2 separate regions of the Homo sapiens genome follow, and region 2 is linked to region 1. Evidence: read pairs that join two places in POLR2A ChIA-PET (ENCODE). Cell type or tissue: MCF 10A. All regions are shown on one strand.

Region 1 (5,000 bases):
AAGATATTCGTGTTCAAAGATGTTCACTGCAGCAGTATTTAGCAAAAATTAGAACCTTAATGTTCAATAAAAATTAGAGAAATCATGGAAAATTCATAGAATGGAAATAATATACAGTCATCTTAGATGTTTCAGAAGAATTTTAGTGACATACTAATATGCTAACCATATAATAAGTGAAAAAAGGATATGACACTCTATAAAGTATGGTCCCAATTATGTCAAACATGTATGCAAAGAAAAGAAATAGGTGGTGAGATTATAAGACTTGATATTTTTCTCAGTTTTAGAAATGTTCTTTGATAAACAAATTATTTAAAAATAAATCATAGTTTAAAATTGATATTAACAAATATGAGTAGAGTCAGTGACCATCATTTTAACCAATAGTTTTCACTAATGCAGGTGATTGTGAAGTTGTAAATGGATTGTATTTTCAAGTTAGTTTTCACCTCTTTTATTTTGCACTTAGAACATGGTTTCATATGTCCTGACATAAATGATGTTACTATTCCCAGGAAAGCCTTCTTTTCCCCCAAAAGTCCTATTTAAGACAGTATTCTGGAAGAAGAGTTGTATTCGTATTGGTGGTATCATTATCCCGGTGCTACCATCACCTCTTCAGTGGCCACAGGGACAACGAGTAGGCCTGTGACAGCTCCGTCTTTACTTTCAGAGGGAGTCCACTCCTATCTCTGTGGAGTTGAGGTTGGCCTTTGGTAGATAGAGATAGTGAGTTGAATGCTTACGTATTTGGGAAGTGATTTTTTGGTATGGAAAATTATGTGTGTTAAGGTAAACTGAGGCATAAGATTTTAGAGTTTATTTGCACAAACAGCGATTCATGAATTGGGCAGCTTCAAATCAGAAGTGATTCTGGGGCTCCATTGAGGGAAAGTAAGCGGGGGAAGCTTTTGTAGGAAGACTGTGGAAGTAAAACAAAAGATTTGATTGATTAGTTATACAGTTGATCACTACCATTGGAAAGTCCTCAGTTACATAAGTTTGTTGGCTGCTTCTGACTAGATAAGCTTAAGGTTTTTTGTTTTTTTTTTCATATATGCATTTATAAGACATATCTCAAGTTTTGCCTATGTTTGCAAATCAAACAAGGTTAAGGTCATTTATAAGGCCTAACTAGTTTTGTCTGCTTGAATTTTTCAGACCAGGTCTGATTTTTTTGTTTTGTTGTTGTTGTTGTTTTATTTGTTTTTTTGTTTGTTTGTTTTTTGTTTTTTTTTTGTTTTTTTTTCGAGACAGGGTTCTTGCTCTATTGACCAGGCTGGAGTGCAGTGGCACGATCACGGCTCACTGCAGCCTCAACTTCCTGGACTCAAGCGATCCTCCCACCTCTTCCTCCCCAGCAGCTGGGACTACAGGCATGCACTACCACGGCCTCCCAAATTGTTGGGATTGTAAGCATGAACCACTGCATCTGGCCAGGCCTGGTCTGTTTTAATTTATTTTAACAAATGTGAATGTCTGTCTCACTTATTTTATTTTGTGAGAAGAAGATTGAAGATCACGTTTGTTTGGATTTCAGTTTTTCTGATAGCAGTAGTTAGTAAAAATATGAGTGTTAAAATATGATGAATTGTTGCCTTTTACTCTTTTCTAATTATCATATACTTTATAATTGAAATAGTTTCAGGCTGGGCACAGTAATCCCAACACTTTGGGAGGCTGAGGCAGGTGGATCACCTGAGGTTGGGAGTTCAAGACCAGCCTGACCAACATGTAGAAACCCCGTCTCTACTAAAAATACAAAATTAGCCGGGTGTGATGGCACATGCCTATAATCCCAGCTACTCGGGTGGCTGAGGCAGGAGAAGCAATTGAACCCGGGAGGTGGAGGTTGCAGTGAGCCAAGATTGCGCCATTGCATTCCAGGCTGGGCAACAATGGTGAAACTCCGTCTCAAAAAAAAAAAGAAAGAAAAGAAATAGTTTCAGCTTGTACAGTTAAGCATGATGGCCAGTTAGGTTTGTTTTTTTCAAATGCGCATACTGATTCTCTTATGTACAATATAAAAATGTGCATACTGATTCTCTTATGTACAATGCAAAAAATTTACCGAAGTATTTGAGCATATTTAAATTAGGAAAATATCAGGCAAGATGTTTCTTTTGTAAACTACTTCTGTCCAAAGCATTCTGTATATTATCAGAATGAAAAATGACAGCACTTTGTCATCTGTTCAAATTGATATTGCACTCTTTGCAATGACAGCTGAAAAGGCCCACAGGTGCCATATAAAGAGGTGACCATGTTGTCATATTTCATTTCGGCATCCCTCTGCAAAGCCATAATTACCTAATTAGGTTGTTAATTAGGAGATTAGCATTTCACTATATTGATAGAATGCTCTTTACCGGCGTGGGGTGAGATACAGATTTGTCTGCTCTAATTTATAATCTCTGCCTGTTTTGTACTTATTTATTTGCTTAAGATGCTGGTATGGGGCAATTCAGTTTACCTGAGAAACAGTTTACAAGCGAATGAAGCTTTGATCACTGGATTAAAGTTGCTGAGTTAAAATACGGACACATCCCCAAAATTAAAATAAAAATTCCAAGTTGGTATAACTTGTATTATTGTTAACACAGTCAACAAACACAATAAGAATTCACATTGTTGGTATAAAAAATTCAAAATACAAAAACTTAAGTCTGAACTATGACAGAGATTTATCTATCCTAAACTAGGCAAAATAAATTATTTTAATTATCTTCAATGACAGACCTCTGTCATTTATACTTGGGACTTATAAGAATATGCTAAATGTTTTGAATGTATTTAAGAAACTGAAGCTTGGTTAATAACTTCAGAACAAATATATTGAGTCTTCAGTTTAGACTTCCTTAGATAGTCATGCATCAGGGCTTATTTCATTTGTACCTTCTGTCCATTAGTCTGTGCTTGGAACATTCCCTTCCCACAGTCTTTGCAGTACTGAGGGGCTTATGGAATTTGAAGTATTTCACAGTAACCTTCACTTGGTGAGCTATTTGGAGTAAGCACGGTTTCTATAAAGTGTGTCTAACATTCTTTTGGGAGAGGGGGCGGGGAAAACGATTTCCATACATTTTCTCTGTAGTGTTTGTAATTTGCATTATGCATACTTTTCTGCCTTTTTTTAGTTAAGGAAATTAGGAGTTTCAGAACAATGTTAAGAGCACCATTCCCACTGAGGTAGTAGTTTAGCTTCTTTTGATCGTATTGGTATTGGCATTCAAATTGTAGTAAATGCATGTGTGCTTAAGTCCTTTTTCCCTACAGTTATGAAGAACTGCATTTGTTTTATAGCCGTAATTTTCTTAAAACTTTTTTTTTTTTGGAAATGGAGTCTTGCTCTGTTTCCCAGGCTGGAGTGCGATGGCACCATCTTGGCTTACTGAAACCTCTGCCTCCTGAGTTCAAGCAGTTCTCCTGCCTCAGCCTCCCAAGTAGCTGAGATTACGGGTGTGCACCACCACACCTGGCTAATTTTTGTAGTTTAGTAAAGATGGAGTTTCACCATGTTGGCCAGGCTGGTCTCGAACTCCTGACCTCAGGTGATCTACCTGCCTCGGCCTCCCAAAGTGCTGGGATTACAAGCATGAGCCACCGTGCCCAACCTAAAAAATTTTTAAAAATTAAAAAAAAATTTTAATACAAATAACAGAGAAGGGGTCTTGCTATAGTGCCCAGGCTGCACTTGAACTCCTGGGCTCAAGGGAACTTCCTCCTCTGCCTCCCAAAGTGCTGGGTTTACAGGTGTGAGCCCCTATGCCCGGCCAACTATATATATATGTGTGTGTGTGTGTGTGTGTGTGTGTATGTGTGTATATATATGTGTGTGTGTGTATATGTGTGTGTATATATATGTGTGTATATATATACGTGTATATATGTGTATATACGTGTATATATGTGTATATATACGTGTATATATGTGTATATACGTGTATATATGTGTATATATACGTGTATATATACGTGTATATATACGTGTATATGTGTGTGTATGTATACGTGTATATGTGTGTGTATATGTGTATATATGTGTGTATATATGTGTATGTGTGTGTGTATACGTGTATATATGTGTGTGTATGTATATATGTGTGTGTATATGTATATATGTGTGTGTATATGTGTATATATGTGTGTGTATGTGTATATATGTGTGTATATATGTGTATATGTGTGTGTATATATACATGTATGTGTGTGTGTGTGTATATATATATATATATTTTTTTTTTTTTGAGGCGGAATTTCGCTCTTGTTACTTGAGCTGGAGTGCAATGGCATGATCTTGGCTCACTGCAACCTCTGCCTCTTGGGTTCAAGCGATTCTCCTGCCTCAGCTGCCCGAGTAGCTGGGATTACAGGTGCGTGCCACCACGCTTGGCTAGTTTTTTGTATTTTTAGTAGAGACGGGGTTTCACCATGTTGGCCAGGCTGGTCTCAAACTCCTGACATCAGGTGATCCGCCTGCCTCGGCCTCCCAAAGTGCTGGGATTACAGGAGTAAGCCACTGTGCCCGGCCTGTTTTCTTAATATAAAAATATTATAAGGGGCTTCTCATGCGGATCCCCTGGTGTGGATTAGAATGTTGTGTCGTGCTCTGGTAGGAGAAACTGCTCCAGTGTGTGAGGGTTTGCTTCAGCAAAGCCAGAAGTTCTGATGGGATTTCTGGTACTAGGATTAACCTCCTTCAACTAGAAATGTAGGTTAGTTACCTTTACACAGGTCACGAAGGTATATGACAGTTCTCTTTTTCCCCAGAAGAGAAGACTTGGAAACTGCCATTTTTGCATGAGGAATTTGATGTCTATTTGATGTAATCAACTTATATTACAGATTGTTTAAAAATTTTTATGGTTACTGTTGCCAATTCTGCTTATTAGGTACTTTGTTGGTATCCTTGTTTTGGAATCACCTGAATTAGAAAAAATCTAGGATGTAGCATGGATTCTAGCCTTCCTGTGTTTCTATCCCCTTTCTTTTTTAAA
Region 2 (5,000 bases), 180 kb before region 1:
AAGAATAAAAAGCCAATTTATAAATAGCAAAAAATTCCAGACTAGAGAGTTTGAACTTCATCCTACAGGTGGGGGGGAATAATTAAATGTTTGAGTAGCATGATATAAGCAGTATCGTAGGAAGTTATATTAGAAAAGCGAGGTGGCGGCAGAAGGTCAGGAAGATTGAACCAAGAACTAGAACCAAGAATTCTAGTTGGTAGGTTATCAGAATAATCATTTACTGAGTGCCACCCAAATGCCAATTTTTTCAAATCTCTGCACTCGTTCTCTTAAAGTAGAACGTCCTTCCCTTCCCTACCTAGTTAGCCTTAATGAGCCTTCAAAAGACATACTTTTTTGCAAAGTTGTTCATTATATTATTTATAATAATGAAAACCAAAAGACAACTGAAATGTCCCAGAAGATGGAAATGATTAAGGAGGTCAAAATACAGTCACTCAAACAGTATAGTCAATAAAATTATTCATAAAAATTGCTAACATGGAAAGTGCTTACATTATAGTACTAATGAGAAAAGCTCAAAAAATTGTAAAGTTATTTCAATTACAAAACAAAACATGTATAAAGAAATGAGAAGAATCAGAATAATGCGAATTGGTAAGTTACTTTTTCTAAAGGGCAATTTAGCAGTATCTATTATAAATGAAAATGTGTGTACACTAGGAGTTCCATGTATCCCCAAAGAAACTCTAGTGCATGGGCCAGGGAGATAGATACGGAGTTTTAGTCATAGCCAGAAGCAGAAGTTTCCTGGTGTTTGCTTTTTGAAATCAGCATCCATCCATATTATTACTTCATGACTGTGCAGTATTCAACTGAATGAAAGTAAAACATTTTATGTATTCATTGAACAATTAATGGACTTTTGGGCAGGGTTTTGCCCTTTTTTGCTATGTTAAACAAAGCTGCTATGGACATTCAAATACATTTATAGAAAGACATGTGCAAACTTTTCTCTAGGGTATCTACCTAAGAGAAGAGCTCCAAGTTTATAGGGTATGCCAATCTTTGACTTTGATAGCTTTTGCCAAATTATTTTCCAATAGTTGTACCAATTTATATTCCCACTGGCAATACATGAGAGTTTCTGTTGCTCCTCATTCTTGCCAACACTTAGAATTTTAAGTTAATACAGATTCATTTAATGTATTCTATCTTAGTGAATAATCCACGTGCACTTCAAAAGAATGCATATTCTGCTCTTATTGGGTAGAGTTAAATTGTCAATTAGGTCAAGCTGATTGATAGTATTGTTCAAGTCTTCTATCTTTACTAATGTTTCCAATGATAGCCCAAGATTACATTAATGACATAAGCTGAACCATATTATATGTCTATGCATTGCTGGACTCACTTTGGCAACATTTTGTTTTGAGTTTTTCCATCTATATCGTGAATAAGACTAGCCTGTCATTTTCCTTTCTTGTATTGTTACCTATTTCAATATCACGGTTATATTAATGTTATATAATTAGTTTTAGAGTACACTTTTGTTTACAACGGTATATAATTTGTGTAAAATTGAAATTATCAATTCATTGAATGTTTAGAATTCCATAGAAAAATCCTCTGGTCCTGATGTTCTCTTTATGGCAATATTTTAAACTACTGGTTTTATTCAAAGATTATAAGATTACGAACATTTTCTGTATCTTCTTGAGACAGGATTTACTCATTTCTGTATTTCTACCAATATTTCATTTCACCTAAGATGTCAAATGTATTGACAAAGTGTTCAGGATATTCCTTCTTTTTAATTTCTGCTGTACATGCTTTATCTTCTTTCAGATCCAGTGGTATTTATTTGTGCTTCTTCTCTGCATCTTTTCCTTCTTTCCTTCTTTTTTGTTTGCATTTGATAAATCTTTACCAGAGGTTTGTCAATTTCATAAATTTTCAAAGCACAAACTTTTGCTTTGTTGATGCTTTCCATTGTATCTTTGTTTTCTTTTTCTTTAACTCATCTTCAAGTTTTTATTATTCCCTTTTTTCTATTTTCCTTTGGGTTTATCTAGCTGTTCTTTTAGGTTCTATTGGATTTTAGCTAATTAACTTGAAGACTTTAAAAATCTTTATAATGTAAACATTTGAAGCTAAAAATAATATAAAGCTTTAGTCATATTTCCTAAGTGTTGGTGTAAACTATACTTTTATCATTTTTAATCAGTTAAAGAATTTGACAATTTCTCCACAATTTCTTTGACTTGAGAATGATTTAGAAAACATTTTAAACTTCCAAATGTTGTAGGAATTACTTATTTTTTAGTTACATTTGTTCATTTATAACCACTTGTTTTGTCATAAGAGAATATGGTATGTGTCATGCTGATTCTTTCCAATTTGTTAAAGTTTGACTCATAGTTAAGTTTTTTTCAGTGTTCCTACATATTCTTGAGGAAAAAATGCATATTCTATAGTTGCTGGTGATATATTCTCCACATGTCCACTGAGTCAAGTTTGTTAATTGTATTATTAAATTTTTCCGTATATTTACAGATTTTTGTCTGATTATTCTATCAGTTGCCAACAGGGATATGATAAATCTCCCCACAATTAGGAATCTATTTCTCCTTGAAATTCTGTCAATTTTTGTTTTGTTTTGTTTTGTTTTGTTTTTTTGAGACAGAGTCTCGCTCTGTCGCCCAGGCTGGAGTGCAGTGGCGCAATCTTGGCTCACTGCAACCTCCGCCTTCTCCTGCCTCAGCCTGCTGAGTAGCTGGGATTACAGGTGCCTGCCACCACGCCTGGCTAATTTTTGTATTTTTTTTAGTAGAGACGGGGTTTCACAGTGTTGGACAGGCTGGTCTTGAACTCCTGACCTCATGATCCACCCGCCTCGGTCTCCCAAAGTGCTGGGATTACAGACGTGAGCCACCGCGCCCAGCCGAAATTCTGTCAATTTTTGCTTTATAGTTTGAAGCTGTTTTTAAGCCTACGTATCTAGTATTGTTACACTTCTCCTGTCTAATTGGACCATTTATCAAGATATAGTGTCCCTCTTTATCTCTAGAAATGTTTATTATTATATTTTTATTTCTTTTTTTGAGACGAGATCTCACTCTTTCACCTAGGCTGGAGTGCAGTGGCATGATCATAGGTCACTGCAACCTCAAATTCCTGGGCTCAAGCGATCCTCCTGCCTCAGCCTCCAGAGTAGCTAGGAGTACAGGTGTGTGCCACCACATCTGGCTATTTTTAAAATTTTTTTGTGAGATGGGGGTCTCGCTATGTTGCCCAGGCTGGTCTGGAATTCCCAGCTGGACAGGCATGAACCACTATGCCCAACCTAGAAATGCTTTTTGCCTTCACTTTCAAGTTTACTTTATCTGATATCACATAGCTATTCCTTTCCTTCTGCTAGTGGTTGGTATACCTTTCCCCATCATCTTACCATCAACTTTTCTGTACCCTTTCATATAAGGGATGTCTCTTGTAAATAAGTGTGTTGTCAGGTTTATGTTGTTATTTGTTTGGTACCTATTTGTTTGTTTAGTACCCTCTGACAATCTTTACTTTTTCTCTTGCAATCTTTTAAAATCCTTTAACATGTGCTGTGGTAAGATATATGTAGATTTATTTCTCCCAAATCATTTTATACTTTCTATTTGCCCTGCTTTTGTTTCTTCTATTCTTCTCCTTTCTTGCCTTCTTTTGGATTGAATCAGTTACTCTAATTTTTTCTGCCCCTACCATTTCATTTTTCTTACTTTACTAGTCTGGAAGCTATACAATCTATTCAATCTAATTTTTTTAATGGTTACCCCATAAACTTCTTCAATATCAGTATTTCAAAGCAAGTTTTTAAATTATAAGATATATACACAGAAAGATGCATTTTTACACACATACATAGAAAAAGACCACAGAGCATCATCCATGTAACCACTACCTAGGTCTAGAAATACAACTTTGTCACCTTCCTAGAAGCACCTTTGTGCCCTATCTCAATATCAATTCTATTTTTGCCTCTAGAGCTCTGTCCCATAGAAATGTAATGAGAACCCCATATGTAATTTTAAATTCTCTAGCAGTCACATTTTAAAGCTTTTTTAAAGTAAAACTAATTGTAATATATTTAATTAACCCAATATATTGGAAATATTATCATTGTAACCTATAATCAATACAAAGATTTATCAGTAAGATATTTCAGTCCTTTTAATAACATTACCATCTATGCAGCCCTAACACTATAGCTTCATTCTTACTTTGTTTGAATTTTATATAAATGGAATTATATAATGTTTTCTGTTATACCTTGCTCTTTCATTCAACATTCTACATGTGCTATTATGTTCTTGAATGTGGAAGAGTTCATTCCTACTCATTGCTGTGTCATATTCCATTGTTGACCTATTCATTATTGTTGTCCATTTTATTATTCATGAACACCTGGGTTTTTTTAGATTTTTTTTTTTTTTTTGAGACGGAGTCTTGCACTGTCACCCAGACTGGAGTGCAGTGGCGCAATTTCAGCTCCACCTCCCGGGTTCAAGTGATTCTTCTGCCTCAGCCTATAGCTGGGACTACAAGCACCCACCACCACACCTGGCTAATTTTTGTATTTTTAGTAGAGATGGGGTTTCACTATGTTGGCCAGGCTGGTCTCAAACTCCTGACCTCATGATCTGCCCACCTCGGCCTCCCAAAGTGCTGGGATTACAGGCGTGAGCCACTGCATCCGGCCTATTTTTTCTAGTTTTTAGCCATTGTTTACAATAATGATTTAAACAACTTTTTACACGTCTCTGGTATACATGTGAGTTTTTCAAGACTTTATATCTAGAAGTGGAATTGCTAGATTGGTAGGGTATGTACGTATACATGCCTTCAATTTTGCTAGGTAATGTTCCAAGCTGAAATTATTCAATTTATATACCCACCAGTGAACAAAAGTTTCTGTTGCTCCACACCCTCAGCAAAACTTGGTATTATAAGACTTTGTAATTTTTGACAATTTGGTATATAAACAATGTCTCCCTGTGGTTTTACTTGTA

Evidence for each region. Peaks named below come from ENCODE experiments on the same cell type or tissue, not always from the same donor. Only the 100,000 strongest peaks of a DNase experiment are listed, where the experiment ranks them.
Region 2: POLR2A ChIA-PET joins it to region 1 with 5 read pairs; 3 of 35 experiments call an interaction of 5 or more read pairs at or near these places.

The regions. Positions count from the first base shown.
Region 1 is chr9:125,692,665-125,697,664 of GRCh38, reverse strand. All of the region lies in intron 1 of MAPKAP1 (MAPK associated protein 1), which reads left to right. Among named protein-coding and RNA genes, the nearest start is that of MAPKAP1, 12 kb to the left of the region's middle. RefSeq lists an enhancer at 822-1,561. In MCF 10A, no CTCF peak of the experiment used is centred here; a DNase peak (open chromatin) is centred at 1,884.
Region 2 is chr9:125,870,807-125,875,806 of GRCh38, reverse strand. The region is part of intron 2 of PBX3 (PBX homeobox 3); the gene reads right to left. Among named protein-coding and RNA genes, the nearest start is that of PBX3, 130 kb to the right of the region's middle. In MCF 10A, no CTCF peak of the experiment used is centred here; no DNase peak of the experiment used is centred here.